Linked DNA regions of Homo sapiens: region 1 is linked to region 2. Evidence: read pairs that join two places in POLR2A ChIA-PET (ENCODE). Cell type or tissue: PC-3. All regions are shown on one strand. Each heading gives the region's core, and the rest is flanking DNA. Links, peaks and the distances in the headings are about the cores only.

What was found. ChIA-PET counts read pairs that join two places held together with the same protein. Peaks named below come from ENCODE experiments on the same cell type or tissue, not always from the same donor. Only the 100,000 strongest peaks of a DNase experiment are listed, where the experiment ranks them.
Region 1: POLR2A ChIA-PET joins it to region 2 with 14 read pairs; 2 of 35 experiments call an interaction of 5 or more read pairs at or near these places.

Annotation. Positions count from the first base shown.
Region 1 is chr21:42,035,779-42,044,129 of GRCh38, forward strand. It overlaps LOC107985502 (a long non-coding RNA gene), which reads left to right and starts at 4,881. Exons shown (of 2, transcript XR_001755063.3): 1 at 4,881-6,204. RefSeq lists enhancers at 4,214-4,717, 5,224-5,727, 8,110-8,351. In PC-3, for the core only: no CTCF peak of the experiment used is centred there; DNase peaks (open chromatin) are centred at 3,883 and 4,963; H3K27ac peaks cover 2,917 bases.
Region 2 is chr21:41,901,784-41,910,091 of GRCh38, forward strand. It overlaps C2CD2 (C2 calcium dependent domain containing 2), which reads right to left. Exons shown (of 14, transcript NM_015500.2): 8 at 7,676-7,740; 9 at 5,877-6,001; 10 at 5,209-5,383; 11 at 3,941-4,054. Among named protein-coding and RNA genes, the nearest start is that of PRDM15, 27 kb to the left of the region's middle. In PC-3, for the core only: no CTCF peak of the experiment used is centred there; no DNase peak of the experiment used is centred there.

The sequences.
Region 1 (8,351 bases), core at 60-8,059, 130 kb after region 2:
GAATCACTTGGACCTGGGAGGTGGAGGTTGGAGTGAGCTGAGATAGTGCCACTTCACTCCAACCTGGGCAACAGAGTGAGACTCTGTCTCAATACAATAAAATAAAACCATCAGATCTTGTGAGACTCATTCACTATCAGGAGAACAGCACAGGAAAGACCTGCCCCCATGATTCAATCATCTCCCACTGGGTTGCTTCCACAACATGTGGGAATTATGGGAGCTACAAGATGAGATTTGGGTGGGGACACAGAGCCAAACCATATCACATAGTCACGGGGCTGTGGAGGCCCAGGGTGGCTGCCTTCAACCCCACCGGGGCTGCTAGACACCCTCCTCCAGGATTTGAACTGATGCCCAGCACGATCGGGGGCAGGACCTGGGTGCAGCTTCCCCCACTCTTGTGCACGTCCTTAGATAGTATGTGAAGCAAGGCGCTAGCCACAGGCTCCAAGAGTTGAGAGTGCTGGGGTGCCTCATCAGGAACTGTGGTGCCCCTGCAGCTCCTTTCTAGGAAGGCAGAGAAGGCACTCATGTCAGCACCTTTCAGCTGGTGTCAGGTCAGACAAAGGCACTGTCTCCACTGCAAACAAACACAATTCTTTTTTGATGAATCAGAAGTCAAGAAACCAGGCCTGCAACACAGTAGTGAAGAGGTAGAAACAATCCAAAAGTCCAATAACAGATGCATGGGTAGGCAAAATGCAGGACGTCCATAGAGTGAAATAGTATTCAGCCATGAAAAGGAATGGAGTACAGGTACATGCTACAGCATGGGTGAACCTTGGAAAAATTGTGCTAACGGCAAAAGAAACTATCATCAGAGTAAACAGACAACCTACAGAATGGAAGAAAATTTTTGCAAGCTACCCATCTGACAAAAGTCAAATATCCATAATCTAGAAGGAACTTAAGCAAACTTACAAGAAAAAAACAAACAACCCCATCAAAAAGTGGGCAAAGGATATGAACAGACACCTCTCAAAAGAAGACATTTATGTAGCAAACAAACATATGAAAAACAACTCATCATCACTGGTCATTAGAGAGATGCAAATTGAAACCACAATGAGATACCATCTCATGCCAGTTAGAATGGTGATTATTAAAAAGTTAGGAAACAACAGGTGCTGGCGAGGCTGTGGAGAAATAGGAACACTTTTACACTGTTGGTGGGAATGTAAATTAGTTCAACCATTGTGGAAAACAGTGTGGAGATTTCTCAAGGATCTAGAACCAGAAATATCATTTGACCCAGCAATTCCATTACTGGGTATATACTCAAAGGATTATAAATCATTCTACTATAAAGACACATGCACACATATGTTTATGGCAGCACTATTTACAATAGCAAAGACTTGGAACCAACCCAAATGCCCATTAATGATAGACTGGATAAAGAAAATGTGGCACATATACACCACGGAATACTATATAGCCATAAAAAAGAATGAGTTCATGTCCTTTGCAGGGACATGGATGAAGGTGGAAGCCATCTTTCTCAGCAAATCAGCACAGGAACAGAAAACCAGACACCGCATATTCTCACTCATAAATGGGAGTTGAACAATGAGAACACGTGGGCACAGGAGGGGAACATCACACACTGGGGCCTGTTGTAAGGTGGGGGGAAGGGGAGGGAGAGCATTAGGACAAATACCTAATGCATGTGGGGCTTAAAACCTAGATGACAGGTTGATAGGTGCAGCAAACCACCATGTCACATGTATACCTATGTAACAAACCTGCATGTTCTGCACTCGTAACCCGGAACTTTAAGTAAAATAAAAAAAATTAAATTAAAAAAGAAAAGAAAATATTGGGCTAAGTAAAAGAAACAGATACAGAAGACCCAAAATTGTATGGCTCAATTTACATGACACGTCCAGAATATGCAAATTCGTGGAAACAGAAAGCAGATAAGTGGTTGCTTAGGGCGCAGGGTGAAAAGGAGATTAGGAGGATTGAGGAAGTGACAGCTAAAGGGGCTTCTTTTTGGGGGTGATGAAAATGTTATAAAATGGACGGCGGGGATGGTCACACAACTCCATGCTAAAAAGTGAATTGTACACTTTAAATGGGTGAATTGAATAGCATGTGCGGTATATCGCAATAAAGCCATTACAACAGAAAGAATCAAGGAACAAACAAAAGTGGCAGGGTTGGGAGGACGGGTCTGGAGGTAGCAGGGAGGGTCACAGTCCCCAGGGCCCAACTGGGAGCTCTCCTGTTCCCCGGAAGACATGCTGCCACGGCCCCTCCCACCAGTTGTCACTTAATCTCAGGAAGAGTCTGCCACAAATGCCCCGTTGCGACGGCTCTTCCCAGCAGAAGGGGAGAAAAAGAGGCCCGAGTCCCCGGGAGCTGATCAAAGGTCTGAGCTGTGCTGGCAGTGACCATTGTGCAACTGAACAAATGCGTGGCAGGAATATAAACAGACTCCACCTTTCAGCATCGAGCTTGGTTAGGAACATGGCTTGACAGCCAGCTTCGTCTTCCTAAGCCGATGTTAAACTCCATCCATCACTTTCATTCTTTGCATGAATCTTGTTCTTTCTATTTGGAGCCATGTACTCTGGGTCTTAGAGAATGGAAACAGGCCCGAAAGCCTGTCAGATGCACTTAGGATAAATGAGAAGTCATTCCTTTCGCCATGGCGTTAGGAAGATGACGGTGACCCTGCCGGTAGAGATGGCCTTCCAGAGTGTATTGCCTGAATCCTGCCTATATCCAAGCTGGTGAACCCTGGCTGCCTGCCGGCTGAATGATGGGGTCGTTCTCAATTCCACCCAGCTCCTAGCTTGCTGTTCTTTTCCTTCCCATTGGCCTGTGGCTCTCCCTTCCTTGGGTCCCCGGCCCCTGCCCTCAGCCCCACAATCCCGGAGCTGCATTCAAGCCCCTCACGGCCTTCTACACTCTGACGTCTTGAGAACAAGCACACAAATGACTGTTCATTCTGTGGTAGACTGAATAAAGGCCCCCCAAGATGTCTGCATCCTCATCCCCAGATATGTGACCCCAGAAGGCAAAGGCACTTGGGAGAGGTGACTAAGTGAAGGATCTTGAGCTGGAGAGATTTTCCTGGATATCCAGGTGGGCCCCAAATGTCATCACAAGGGTCCAAGCAGGGAAAGAAGGAGGGCAGGAGGGTCATTGAAGGAAGTGGAGATCAGAGCTGGAGAGAAGTTTGAAGAGGCTGGCTGCCCTCTGGCCTTGAAGATGGAGGAGGGGCCACGAGCCAAGGGATGCAGGCAGCGTCTAGGAGCCAAAAAAGCAGGAAATGGATCCTCCCCTGAAACTCCAAAAGGAACACGGCGCTGCTGACACCTTGATTTTAGACTTCTGACATCGGGAACTGCAGGGTAACATGTTATTCTGCCTGGGCTGCTGTAACAAAACACCATAGACTGGGCAGTTTATAAACAACAGATGTTCATTTCTCACAGTTCTGGAGGCTGGGAAGTCTGAGATCAAGGCGCTGGCAGATTTAATGTCTGGCGAGGGCCACTTCCTGGTTTATAGCTGGCATCTTCTCACTGTGTCCCCACATGGTGGAGGGGGTGAAAAGTCTCTTTCTAGGGTCCCTTTTATAAGGGCATTAATGCCGTTCATGAGAGCCTCATCCCTATGAACTAATCACCTCCCAAAGGCTCCATCTCCTAATACCAGCACCTTGGGGGTTAAGATTTCAACACGTGAATTTGGGTGGGACACACTCAGTCTGTAGCAGGTAATAAGCATATGTCCTGCAAGCCCTTGAGCTTGTGTGCTTTGTTACAGCAGTGACGGGAAACTGACACATGGGTTTTACCCTTGGCAAAGGCAGGGAAACAGGCAAGGTTTCACAAGAAAGGAAGCTGTAAGATCCCGAAAGTCACTAGTTCTGGAGGACACTGTCCTTCCCACAGTATCAACAGACCCAGGTCTGTTTTCCACGGTTCTTCTCTGACTCTCTGGTTGAAACTTATCCAGGGAGTTTCCCAATTCTTGTGTGTGTGGGGGGGTCATCTTGCCCAACCCTGGCCAGGTTGGAGCTTGGGCCAGGTGCCCTGGGCTGGCTGCAGGGCGGCTGCTGGGGGTGTCCTGGCCACTAGTTCTGATGGAGCTCCAGCCTCTCCTCACCTGTCATGAGCAGGTGAGGAGACCTGCCCACATGACCTGCCCCTCCCCATCCTGAGACGCTGGATGCCCACGTTTTCTTTTTGCCGCCATTTCGGAGTCTGCTGGGGAGGAGGGCGAATGCCGTGGCCCCCCTTGTCAGGCGGCCCTGCTTATCTCTGCAAGTTGTCTCTGGATGTCTCACAGGAGCCTTCACAACTCCAGGCCCTGGAGGTTGGCCGAGCCCTTGAAACTTCCCCAGCAGCCCTGGGGCCTCATTGCTGGGTTTCAGCCTGCCGCACTGTTCCCTGGGGCTCTGGCGCTGAGAGGCCCCTCCCTCTGAGGGGCTCAGTTGCTTGGAGTCTGTTCAGCAGCTGGAAGAGGAGGCGGTGCTTCTTCACTGAGGCTCTCTGCCTCACGTGCTTTGCCATCTATGTTCTGAGTTGATGTCTTGACAAAGACCCCCTCCTTGGTCGTGAGTGACAGAGCAGGGGCCAAGCTCCCTGTGTCTGGTGACCTTGAGCCCCTTCTGCCATGCCCAGCGGGCTTCTGTCCCTTTTGCTTCCAAGTCCCTGTTTTCCACGATGGTAGCTTTGAGCTCTCCACTCCTTTGAAACCCCGACCCTAATGATGCCGGAGGGAGCCCTCCATGCTCAGAGGACCAGCTGCAGCCACCTCTTCAAATTCCTTTTGACTCATTCTTGCGTCATCACTGGATGCGTGGTTGAGTCCTTGCTTGGTAGCAGGGGCTAGGGATTCTGTGGTTATTCCGGCCCACTAGGAGTTTACAGTGTCATGGAGACTACCAAATACAGAACTATGCAAACATCTAATTCCATTGTGATGAGGGGTATGATGAGAAGGTTCAGGGCAGCGCGGCAGGGCCCATATGGTTTCAGGGCCAGTGAGGCCATCCATGAGTGTGATGTTTAGGCTGAGAGTAGACACCTGAGTGGCAGGGAATGGACTGTGTCTGTGTGTGTGCAGATGTGTATGTGCTTTTGCTTACCACAGGGCAGGACGCCACATTCCAGATACGTTTGAAAGGACGTCCGACTGCTCGTTCACTTATCTGTCTGGGAACTGCTCCTGGAGCACCACAATGCCAGGCCCAGGCTGGGGCATGAAGCAGTGTGGACTGAAATGGGGAGTGGACGCCAGCGAGTGGTCACTGCCTTCTCTCTGGAGGGAAGGAAGGTAGCAGCTTGGGCAAGAGCGATGGCCAGGAGAGCAGGGAGGCTGAATGGAGAAAGAACGGAGAATGATCAGAAGGTCCTGGGTGCCCCAGGGCCAGAGGCTGATTGAAAGTGCTGGAAGAGGCACAGGGCAGGCCCCAGGGGCCTCTAGTCTCCAGCATGAACAACTGGGAGACCTTGGGGTCCCTTGAAGGAGAGAGGCAGGCACAGAGAAGTGAGTTGTGGGGTCAAGGGGCTGTGAGCTCCTATTCCCGCTTCTCCTGGGGTGAGTGATGGTGGGGAAGCAGGGAGTGCAGCAGAAAGAAGGAGGGGCGCCTCAGAGAACCCCATGTGACTGTTCTGTGGCCCTGATACGACTGTTCTGTGGCTCTGATGTGACTGCTCTGTGGCTCTGATGTGACTCTTCTGTGGCTCTTATGTGTCTGTTCTGTGGCTCTGAAGTGACTCTTCTGCAGCTCCAATGCAACTCTTCTGTGGCCCTGATGTGACTGTTCTGCGGCTCTGATGCGACTGCTCTGTGGCCCCGATATGACTATTCTGCGGCCCTGATGCCACTCTTCTGCAGCTCTATGAGACTGTTCTGCAGCTCTATGAGACTCTTCTGCAGCTCTATGAGACTGTTCTCCAGCTCTATGAGACTGTTCTGTGGCTCTGATGTGACTCTTCTGCAGCTCTGATGTAACTGTTCCGTGGCCCTGATCGACTGTTCTGTGGCACCCACATTCTTCAGAGCCACACTCAGATGGAAGCTTTGCTGTGTGCAGGGGATGAAACCAACTGTCATTCATCCTGCTGGAGGCCAGGATGTCTGCCACACCCCCCGGGGCTGCCCCCTGCCTGTCTTTCCTGAAGACGTTCTCTCTCTGGCCCTGTTCCCAGGGCAGGCTGAAGGACAAAGGACAGGAAGGTAAGGTCCCAGGAGTGACCCCCAGTGTGGAGGATGAGAGTTGTTGGATAAATGTCCCAGCTCCCTCCTCCCTCCATGGGGCAGTTCTGGGGCATGTTCTGCTCAGACCTCAATGCAGTCCCAGTGGGATGAACCGAAGTTCCCTCTGGCAGGGATCCTCTCTCTAGGGTACCTGCACTCCTGCCTTCACTGTGCTTCCTGAGATCACCCCCAAAATCAACTGCTTGCCCCCAAATCTTTGTCATAGGGTTTTCAAGAGAGGGACGTGAAGCAAAGACACTCATGAAAGTTCTTTGTATGTACTATGATTGGCTCTGTCAGTTTAATGGAAAAGTTGGTAATGGTGCATTATTATTATTATTATTATTATTATTTTGAGACAGGGTCTTACTCTGTCACCCACGCTGGAGTGCAGTGGCACAGTATCAGCTCACTGCAACCTCGACCTCCCGGGCCCAAGCAATCCTCCCATCTCAGCCTCCCAAGTAGCTGGGACTACCGGCACATGCCACCACACCTGGCTAATTTTTTTGTACAGACGAGATTTTGCCATGTTTCCCAGGCTGGTCTCAAACTCCTGAGCTCAAGTGATCCACCTGCCCTGGCTTCCCAAAGTGCTGGGATTACAGGTGTGAGCCACTCCACCGGCTGCATAATTTTTTTTAATGAGAAAATATCTTAGGAATAATGCTTGGTGAAACATTTTATTGAGTCATAAAGGTTCTAATTTACTTATTTGGAGCTAGATTTTTCTGACATTTAAAAGCTTGTGTCTCAATTAATTTGCCGTGTAAAAACAACACGTGGCTGCACACTGCCGTCCCACCCAGGTTAGGTATGAGGAGGAGGAGGGGAGCAATCCCGCAGGCATGGATTTGGGGGCGGGGTGACCTTCCTAACATGTTTTAACTTACACCGTGGAGGCACCTTCAGCTGTGCCTGCATCTGAGGTCAATTCCGATTCCCACATCCACCCCGCTACACACACCTCTTCCCTCCATTCCATCCCGCTAGTCTCTCCTGCAGGGTGAGATCTGAAATAAACAGAAATACTGCAGATGTCAGAAAGCAGGTGTCTAAAGCACCCTGCGCTCTTGAGCCTGTGGCAGCTGCAGGTTTTTAAATTGATAGCAGGGGTGAATCAAGAAGGCAGATGCTTTGCTGTGGCCCCACCAAGGGCCAAGGACAAGCGGAGGCTCTGTTCACAGTCACTCTTCCTTCTAAGACTCCAGGTCTGTGATGTAATTACCACCAAAAGCAGAATCAAGCCAAGTTGTCCAATATGACTTAATTAATTATATTTCACCTGTAACAGTGACTAACTGGTCCATACTTGTCGGGCCTGCTCTGGTGGACGGTAGGTCAGTCTCTGCTGGCCCCTTGATGCTCATCTGTGCTGCCTGAGGATGTGACAGCGGCCCATCCCGCTACGGGGCCCAGGTGTGCTGCTTGGGGGAGGCAGCAGGACTCTGAGGACCACAGATTTAAAAAAGCACAATATTTTGGAGCATCTTTTTACCCTTTTGTTATGGAAAGGTTGTCCCATCCCTTGATCCTCCCACAGATCCCTCGTCTCAGTGCTTGGAACTTGCTTGGTTTAAGAAGTCAGAACAGGAGGGCTGTGATAATCACACGCTGATGATTGTGAGGCACAAGGATTGGTGGTGTCTGCCTGAAGGGTGGGGAGGGGAATGTGCGAGCCGCAGGACGCCCACCAACGCCGAGGGGCGAGGCACAGGGAATTCTAACCTCCCAGCAGTGGGTGGTCAGCACGGGATCTACTTTAATACCATGAATAGTGTTTCCAATGACATTAACAGTGACAATGGCAACTAAAAGCACGCTCCGTTTTACAAAGTGCTTCACATCCATGGTTTTGTTTGATCCTGATGATAGCTTGTGAGTGAGGTTTTCTTTATAAAGCCTCATTTCACCCAGGAGGAAGCTGGGGCTCAGAGAAGCTAAGTGCGGCCCTACCAGCCAGTAAAGGATAGTGCCGGGGCCCAGGGGACCTTCCGAGCCTCGTGGCTGGGCTCTGGCTGGGTTTGGTGACAATGGCTCTTTCTCTGGACAGTTGTGGGTGCACAGGAAGGTGGCCCCGTGGGCCTGGCTGCAGCAGCTCCATCTGTGAGTTCCCGTCCAGTCCC
Region 2 (8,308 bases), core at 39-8,038:
AAAAATTAAAGACTTCCATGGGAACTTCCAGGGATAATGGAAATGGTCGATAAGCAATGGTTAGCAGATATTTTCTAAAAGGGGCCAAAGGGTCAATTGTTTAGGCTTTGTTGGTGGTCTCTGCAACAACTTCTCAATGCAGCTTTTATAGAGTGAAACCAGCTAGAGACCACAGGTAAATAAATGAGCATGGCTGGGTTTCAGTAAAACTTTATTTACAAAAACAAGTGACGGGCCAGATTTTTCCTATGGGCCATAGTTTGCTGTTTGCTGACCCCTGGTCTACAGCTTGATTCCCTGGGTGGTTACAAGATACTCACTGAAGTGTCTGCTTAAGATTCACCGATTTTATTTATTTAAGTTATACCTGAATAGAGTTGATGGAAAATGGCAAAAGCAAGCAAACAACAAAAAAAAAATATCTAACCCTTTGGAAGATTTTGAACTTTGAAAGGCAAGGTAGTGACTCCTTTTCCCTCCCAAGAGTGCCTAAATACATAGAATAGTAACTAGAGCTATGAAGGGCCAGTTAATAAAAGCACCTCCTTCCCCAGGTTAATAACAACACACACCAGCCAACATCAATAGAATGCTTACGGCAAACCAGGTGCTGTTCAGAGACAGAGCTCTGTGCACATTCTCTCATTTACTCCTATTCCACACCCCATGAGCAGGTCCTTCCTTTTATCCCATTTGACCATTGAGGAGTATGTCCAGCAGCCAGGAGGCCCCAGAGCTGAGATGACCAGCAGGTCTCTCTGACTCAGAGCTGATGCTTGTAACTTACACTTTCCTGCTCAGGTAAAGTCAAAATGGCAAAGCTATTAAAGTAGCAGGATGGTAAAAGGAACTTCTGTCTCGGTTTTGGCCATGGCCTGAGGCTTACAGATGCTGCATTTCCAAAGGGAGTCAAGATAAGACCACAGAGGCCAAGAACCGGTGACAACAGTGACACTGGGGAATAATAAATAGATACTTGGTCTTCCTCCCTGGTTCCTGGCACAGAGAACAAAAAAAAAAATCCTTTGAATTCCAGAGCCACGGAGCTGGGGCATCCTTCTCATTCCTAATAAGCCCCTGCACCCCATCCGAGTGAATGCTAATGAGGACGGGCACTGGATGTCAGAGGCACCAACCCTGTGGTTAGAAGGCTGGAACTTTCTGCCCTCCTCTCGCCTGTGGGGAAGGGAAAGGGGCTAGAGATTGAGCTCAAATCACCAAAGGCCAATAAGTGAATCAATCATGCCTACATACCTACTTATAGAAGCACCATAAACCCCCTAAATGACAGGGCTCAGGGAGCGTCCAGGTTGTGAACCAACGCATGCACGTACTGGGAAAGGGGCGACTCCACGGAGATCAAAGCTCCCACACTCAGGACCCTCCCAGACTGTGCCCTGAGCCCCTTCATCTGGCTGTGCATTTGTGTGATAATAAACTGGTAAACCCAAGTAAAGTGTTTCTCTGAGTTCTGTGAGCCATTATAGCAAATTACGGAACCCGAGGAGTGTGTCATGGAAACCCCAATTTGTAGCCAAGTGGGACAAAAGTGTGGTAACCTGGGGACCCACTATTTGCACCTGACATCTAAAGTGGAAGGGTGGTTTTGTGGGGCTGAGCCTTTCACCTGTGGGATCTGAGCTAACTCCAGGTAATGCCAGAATTGAATTAAATTGTAGGACACCCAGTTGGTGTCTGCAGAGAAACAGAAAATTGCTTGCCATAGAAAATCTACACATTTGGCGTCAGGAGTGTTGTGAGTAGAGGAACAGATTTTTGTTTAGCCACTGACCCACACTGAGAAGAGAGAAGTGCTGGAGAAAGGAGTTGGGGAGGACTCCTTAGGAGAAAGCTGTGCTGTAATTCCCAAAGCCACCAAGGGAGACGTGTCGGGAGCACGTCCTCCTCACGCCAGGCCCAGTGCTTCTGTTCAGTCCCCCGAGAGCCCGGTCCAGGTGCCAGGTGCAGCCTGCACCGTGGCAGGTGAGCCTGGGGGCCGGCTCCATGGACCATGCATCAGAACCCACAGTGGGAACATCAGCCTAGGTCTTTTAAGAGGGATCCTGCCCACGTGACAGGACCCCGCAGCATGGGCAGTGGGGGCACTGCCAGGGGAAGAAACTGAGGAAGGGGCATCAGGGGCAGCGGCAAAAGCATCAGCGGCATTAGTACCAGAGCGGCTCCAGCTCAAATAAGGGCTGGGCAAAATGAGGCTGGGATCCCCTGGGCTGCACTCCCAGGAGGTGAGGTGCCCTTACTCACAGGGTGAGCTAGGAGGTCGGCACAAGACACAGGTCACAAGGACCCTGCTGATAAAACAGGATGTGGTAAAGAAGCCGGCCACAACCTACCAAAACCAAGACGGCAATGAGAGTGACCTCTGGCTGTCCTCACTGCCGATGATACACTGAGGATAACGCATTAGCATGCTAAAAGACACTCCCACCAGCACCATGACAGTTTGCAACTGCCATGGCAAAGGCAAGAAGTTACCCTACGTGGTCTGAAAAGGGGAGGAATGCTCAGTTCTGAGAAATCGCCGCCCCTCGTAGAAAACTCGTGAATAATCCACCACTTGTTTAACATATGATCAAGAAAGAACCAGAAAAAGAGCCAACCAGCAGCCCGTACGGGTTCTCTGCCTACAGAGTAGCCATTCTTTTATTCCTTTACTTTCTTAATAACTTGTTTTCAATTTACTCTGTGGACTCGCCCCGAATTCTTTCTTGCACCAGATCCAAGAACCCTCTCTTGGGGTCTAGATCAAGATCCTTTTCTGGTAACGAAAGGAGGGGCAGGGCCTGCGTCCCAGAACTGCAGGTGGGGGACCCAGCGGGGTAGTATCCAAAAAACCATAAAACCTCCCACAAGAGGAGGAGGCAGTTATGAACTTTCACCAGGCTGAGAATCCAACACCATGTTAAGACAGTGCCCCTCCAGTGAGAACTTTCCACTCCCCTGACTGCCCCACCTTGCCCAGTTGTTGACCTGGGCAAGGTCAGACACAGGACTCAGCGAATGTGGGAGAGCTAAGCAAGAAGGAAGCATCCATTGCCCCTGAGAGCAGGTCACGAGGAGGCAAAGGGAGAAAGTTAATCCCCAAATTTAGATTGCGCAGTGATTTAATGAGTCAGTAAGACATCTCTTCAAAAAGTCTATTACCTGAAACTGACCATAAAATAGGGAATTTGCATTTCCTATTCGTAGTGACCATTTCCTAGTGGAAGGGAAAACTACTTCTACTAAGCTGGTGTAAGCAGAAAGTGGTGAATAAAATTAAAGTGACGGTGAGGACGATGTCCTGAGTCCTACTTATTTGCTATTAATGTAGCTAGCGTGTTGTGCAAGAGAAAAATGAACAGAAAATTTAAAATGTAAAGTCTCAGTTGGCTTTTTATTTTGTTAAAGCATTCCCTAAAATGTAGCAGGAATATGAATGCCGCTCCTGGTCTCTGATCAATTTGGAGTTCCCTTTTCTCCCTCTCCTTCACTCATCACTCATTAACAAAACAAAAGCAAATCAAAACTTTTTTTTTTTTTTTTTTTTTTTAAGAGACAGGGTCTCGCTCTGTCACCCAGGTTGGAGTGCAGTGGTGCAATCTCGGCTCACTGCAACCTCTGCCTCCCAGGTTCAAGCGATTCTCCTGCCTAAGCCTCTTGAGTAGCTGGGATTACTGGCATGCGCCACCACGCCCAGCTAATTTTTGTATTTTTAGTAGAGATGGGGTTTTGCCATGTTGGCCAGGCTGGTCTCAAATTCCTGACCTCAAGTGATCCACCCGCCTCAGCCTCCCAAAGTGCTGAGATTACGGGTGTGAGCCACCACACCAGGCCCAAAACAACTTTTTCCAAATTCTGAAAGGAAAATACTTCATATCAGAACAGCCCAAAAGGCCCAAAGGTGCTAAGAGGGAGAGCGACGTGGGCGTGTCTCAGTTACCTGTGTCTGAAGAAGAGAGTGTTTTGCTGACGGGGGCGCTGCGGCAGGCGATGGCCTGGACAGAGATGTCCTTCTCGATCACCTTCACCTTGATGGGAGTCTTCACCGGAGAATCTGCCAGAGGAAGATCCTGATTACAAAAGCGGCCCCGTGGCTGACTGGATCAACAGTTACCGAAAAGTGAAAGGACAGCCCTCACTGCAACTCTGGTGTGTGCAGTTGGTAAAGGCAAAGCTTAACGAAAGCTGTTTTGAGGGGAGGAGGGGCAAGAGTGGTGTCTGGAGTCCAGGTTGAAATAAAATTTCAGAAACATTTTAACTAAGCCAGAATTTCCCATTCTATTTTGCATCCCTGAACTGTGCCAACTCATGCACTCTGGGAGGATAATGCTTTTGCCCAAGCAGAGATGCAGTATGAATTTTGAGAAATAAAGCATACGCTTATACAGAAACTTCTGTCTCCAAGGCAGTGCCTGTGGAGACAGGTACAGAATTCAGCTGGATCTCAAATGACAGTCCGTCAAGCCTTCTAGCAAACGATTTTTCACAGAAGAAAGTCTACAAGGACCACTCACTTTGAATTTTTCAAGAAAAAAGCGTGTGCTGTCCCCACATACAGGTAATAGAGTTCGTGTTTTGTTTTGTTTTGTTTTTGCTTTTTTCTTTGAAATTTGCTCTTGTTGTCCAGGCTGTAGTGCAATGGTGTGATCTCAGCTCACTGCAACCTCTGCCTCCTGGGTTCAAGCAATTCTCCTGCCTCGGCCTCCAGAGTGGCTAGGACTCCACGCACGTGCCACCACGCCCAGTTAATTTTGTATTTTTAGTAGAGATGGGGTTTCACCACGTTGGTCAGGCTGGTCTCAGACTCCTGACCTCAGGTGATCTGCCCGCCTCGGCTTCCCAAAGTGCTGGGATTACAGGAGTGAGACACTGCACCCAGCCCTATCATTGAGTTCTTAATTTAACTTAGTTGGAGTTACACCTAAGGGCAACTATTTACACTATCTAGATTTTAGCTTCAGAATATACCATGGGAATTGAACCTTGTTTCAGTTTATTGCATATGTGTTTGGCAGAAGAGAAAGATAACTGTCATCCGATAACAACAACAAACTAAGCACAAGTGTGGCCAATTAGCACCCTTCCTGTGCTGTGAGAATTTCCTAACACTCGGCGCTGCAGGCTCCAGAACTCTGCAGTTGTGGGGGCAAGGTGGTTACAGGCAGGCGTCATGCAGAAAGTTCCTCGACTGCGTTCCTGTTGTCTCACCAGAGCTCAGCGGGGACGCCCTCCCCACGTCGACGCGAGGCTTGGTCTTCACAGCAGTGACAGTAGTGACCACAGTCCCACAGGGCATCACCGTGCGGTCCTTTTCTATTTTTGCAGCAGGAACAGGGGGAGGGATGGGCCAGGATTTCAATTCACCAGGTTCCATGTAAGAGAACTGCAGAGAAGACGCGTTACTTGTTTCTGGTTTTGTGGAAGTTGCCCAGGCTGATCAGCCAGGTAACACTGCCTTCTTGTGAAATAACCATAATTCATAATTCCTTCCCTTAAGGTCACTTAGCATCTCCAATTAACCTGGATATTCCCAGAATGGACACAGACCCAACCTTACGCACAGCCAGCTCAACACGTAATGATGGCAACAGAATAGAAGCTGGGGAACCAAGCAAAACTTTCAAAGGCCTTTTTGGGGTAGGTCCATAAAATGGCATCCTGAACAGTTATCTCCTCCAGCAGACAACTCAATTGTACAGTGGACAGAACGTGCTCTATTCGAGTCTGGTCCTGCGTACGATGAAACAGCATCTCCTCTTGGAGGAGGTCTTATTTCACACAGAGGCAGGAGTGAGACTCTGCAGACATAAGTGAAGACGCTCCTTGGGTAAGTGCCCCAAGCCGGAACCCGGCCGCGGCGGACAGCCTCGCCCTACCTCTGCCGTGACCGAGCCCAGCACCGAGCTGCCGCAGGCAGACCCGCTGGTCAGCGTGAAGCTCTGTGGCCCAGAAGGCTGCTTCTTAAATAAGTCCAGAGGAACTGTCGCCGTCGCCAGCAGACCTGAAAAGATAGGAGACAGGCAAGGGGTGCCGCTGATGTTTCCCGGGCTTCCGTGAGGACGGAAAGGCCCACACGCCCAGCAGCCGGAACACGCTCCTCCCGTGCATCCAGCCCACGGGGAAGTGCTCACGTTTCAGAATGTTTGAAAAATGTCGATGCCATAAAAGACAAAGAAAGGCTGTGGAAACGCTGCAGGACAGAGGATGCTAAAGCAATAAGACAGGCAGGCAATGTCCGGCCCTGTGCCGGAGTGGAAAGGTCACTGCTCTGAAGGACATCACGGGGTCGTCCAGTGACAAAAACTGGAAGATGGGCATAAGCTAAGGAATTGCAGCAATGTAAATTCAGGGAGCTGACAACTGTACCGTGGACACAGCAGAGAGTATCTCCATTCCTGGGAAAATACACACTAAAGAATTGAGGATAAAGGGCCAAGATGCATACAATTTACCCTCAAGTTGTGTGTGTGTGTGTGTGTAAAAGAAAATGAGTAAGGGGAGGGAGAGAGAGACCAAGCATGAGCACAAATAGTAGAGGAAACTGGGCAAATGTTAAGGATACGTGAGTTTGAGTAAAGGTTATGTGGCTGTTCTTTGCATTGTTTTTGTAAAGTTCGAAATTTCATGGATTCCATCAGGCTGGGCTGGAACGAAATTTGAGTGAGGCCAGAAGGAGTGGGGACCCAGGAATGGGATCAGAAGTTGACTTCTCTCCAGGTAAACAGCACCCCCATGCTGTGCAGGTCCCCGACCTGCGTTAGGCTTCTCTCTCAGGACTCTTATCTCACGGGCATCCCAGTTTTCTCGGGACTCCAAAATCAAGGAAGTCGCCTCAGGATTCTTGCTAACAACTAGGATATAAAACTAGTTAACTGGGAGAAATAACAACTTTCTCACTTTAGGAGGTAACCAAATGGCTTGATTTTATTGCTGGATAGGCTGGGCAAGGGCTTCCCAATTTTGGTATGTTTATGGGGAGAGTTTTACAATCTAAGAAAATATTTGTATCTTTAAAAACCTAACAAATATTGAAACTACTGATGTGTACACACACACACATACAGGCCCACGTTCATTTTAGTGTTTTAGTGACTTTACCTCTAATTGTTGCTTTCTTGTGTATAAATCCTGAGTTCAATGTAAACCTCTGTAGTTTATTTTACAAGGAAAAACCCAGTGAAATTCATACAGGCAGTAGAGTAGGGATGAAAAAAGCTCTGGAGATAGATGGGGGTGATGGTTGCACAACCGTGTGAATGTACTTACTGCCCCTGAACTATGTACTTAGAAATGGTTAAGACGATACATTTTATGTTGTTTATCTTACTACAGTTAAAAGGTTTTGTTTTTGTTTTTGTTTTCCAAAAAAAGGAGGTCTCTTGGAGCTAAGAGGGTTCAGAACTACTTCTCTATGCCAAGAATTGTTGCATAAAAGATTTTGGATTTTTTTAAAAAAACAAACAAAAAATCCAGTTGAACATTTCCCCAAAATGTATGACCTTGTTAATAACTCAAATTGCCTTTCGACCAAACATTCCCATGGGAAAACCAAAGTCATTTAGAGGAGGGGTCAGCTTCCTCTGCTGGATCTCCCACCGCCCTTTTCCTGAGGCCGAGGTCATGCAGCGGAGGACCTTTCCAGAGGGCGAGGCCTCTGTCCTCCTGCTCAACCCACCTTCTGAGGATCGCCCAGCCTCTGAAATCTGCAGGTGTAACTCCTTCGACTTGGCATTCAACTCGCTTTGGAAGAGAAACAAGTTATGAGTCCTAAAAAATGCAATGCTTGATTCTTTTTATGAAATAGAGTGTTTTTTCTGATTATAGAAAGGAAGACAAAGATGTCAATATTTAACAAACTACCAAGACATATAAGCAAAAAAAGGGAAAGAGTTATCTGCAACCTCCCCATTCGGAAACAGTTACTGTTAATATTCGGTGACTAGCCTTCCAGAGTAGTCAACAGGATGTTCTGTGATGGCAGTGACAGAGAAGCTGTCAAATGCGGTAGGCACGGAGCACTGGAGAGGTGGCCAGTGCAAGCTGAGGAACTGAACGTCATTTTAAAAAATTTCCATTAATTTAATTTAAAGAGACACATGTGGCCAGTCGCTGCCATATTGAAAGCACAGCTATATAATGACCTAAAGACAAAATACGGAACATGATATACCTCCCTCCTCCTTCGTAACCTATTTATTTTCATTACAAAGGCATTAAAAAAAAAAAAAAAAGTAGAGATGAAGTCTTGCTACGTTGCCCAGGCTGGTGTCGAACTCCTGAGCTCAAGCCATCCTCCCACCTCGGCCCC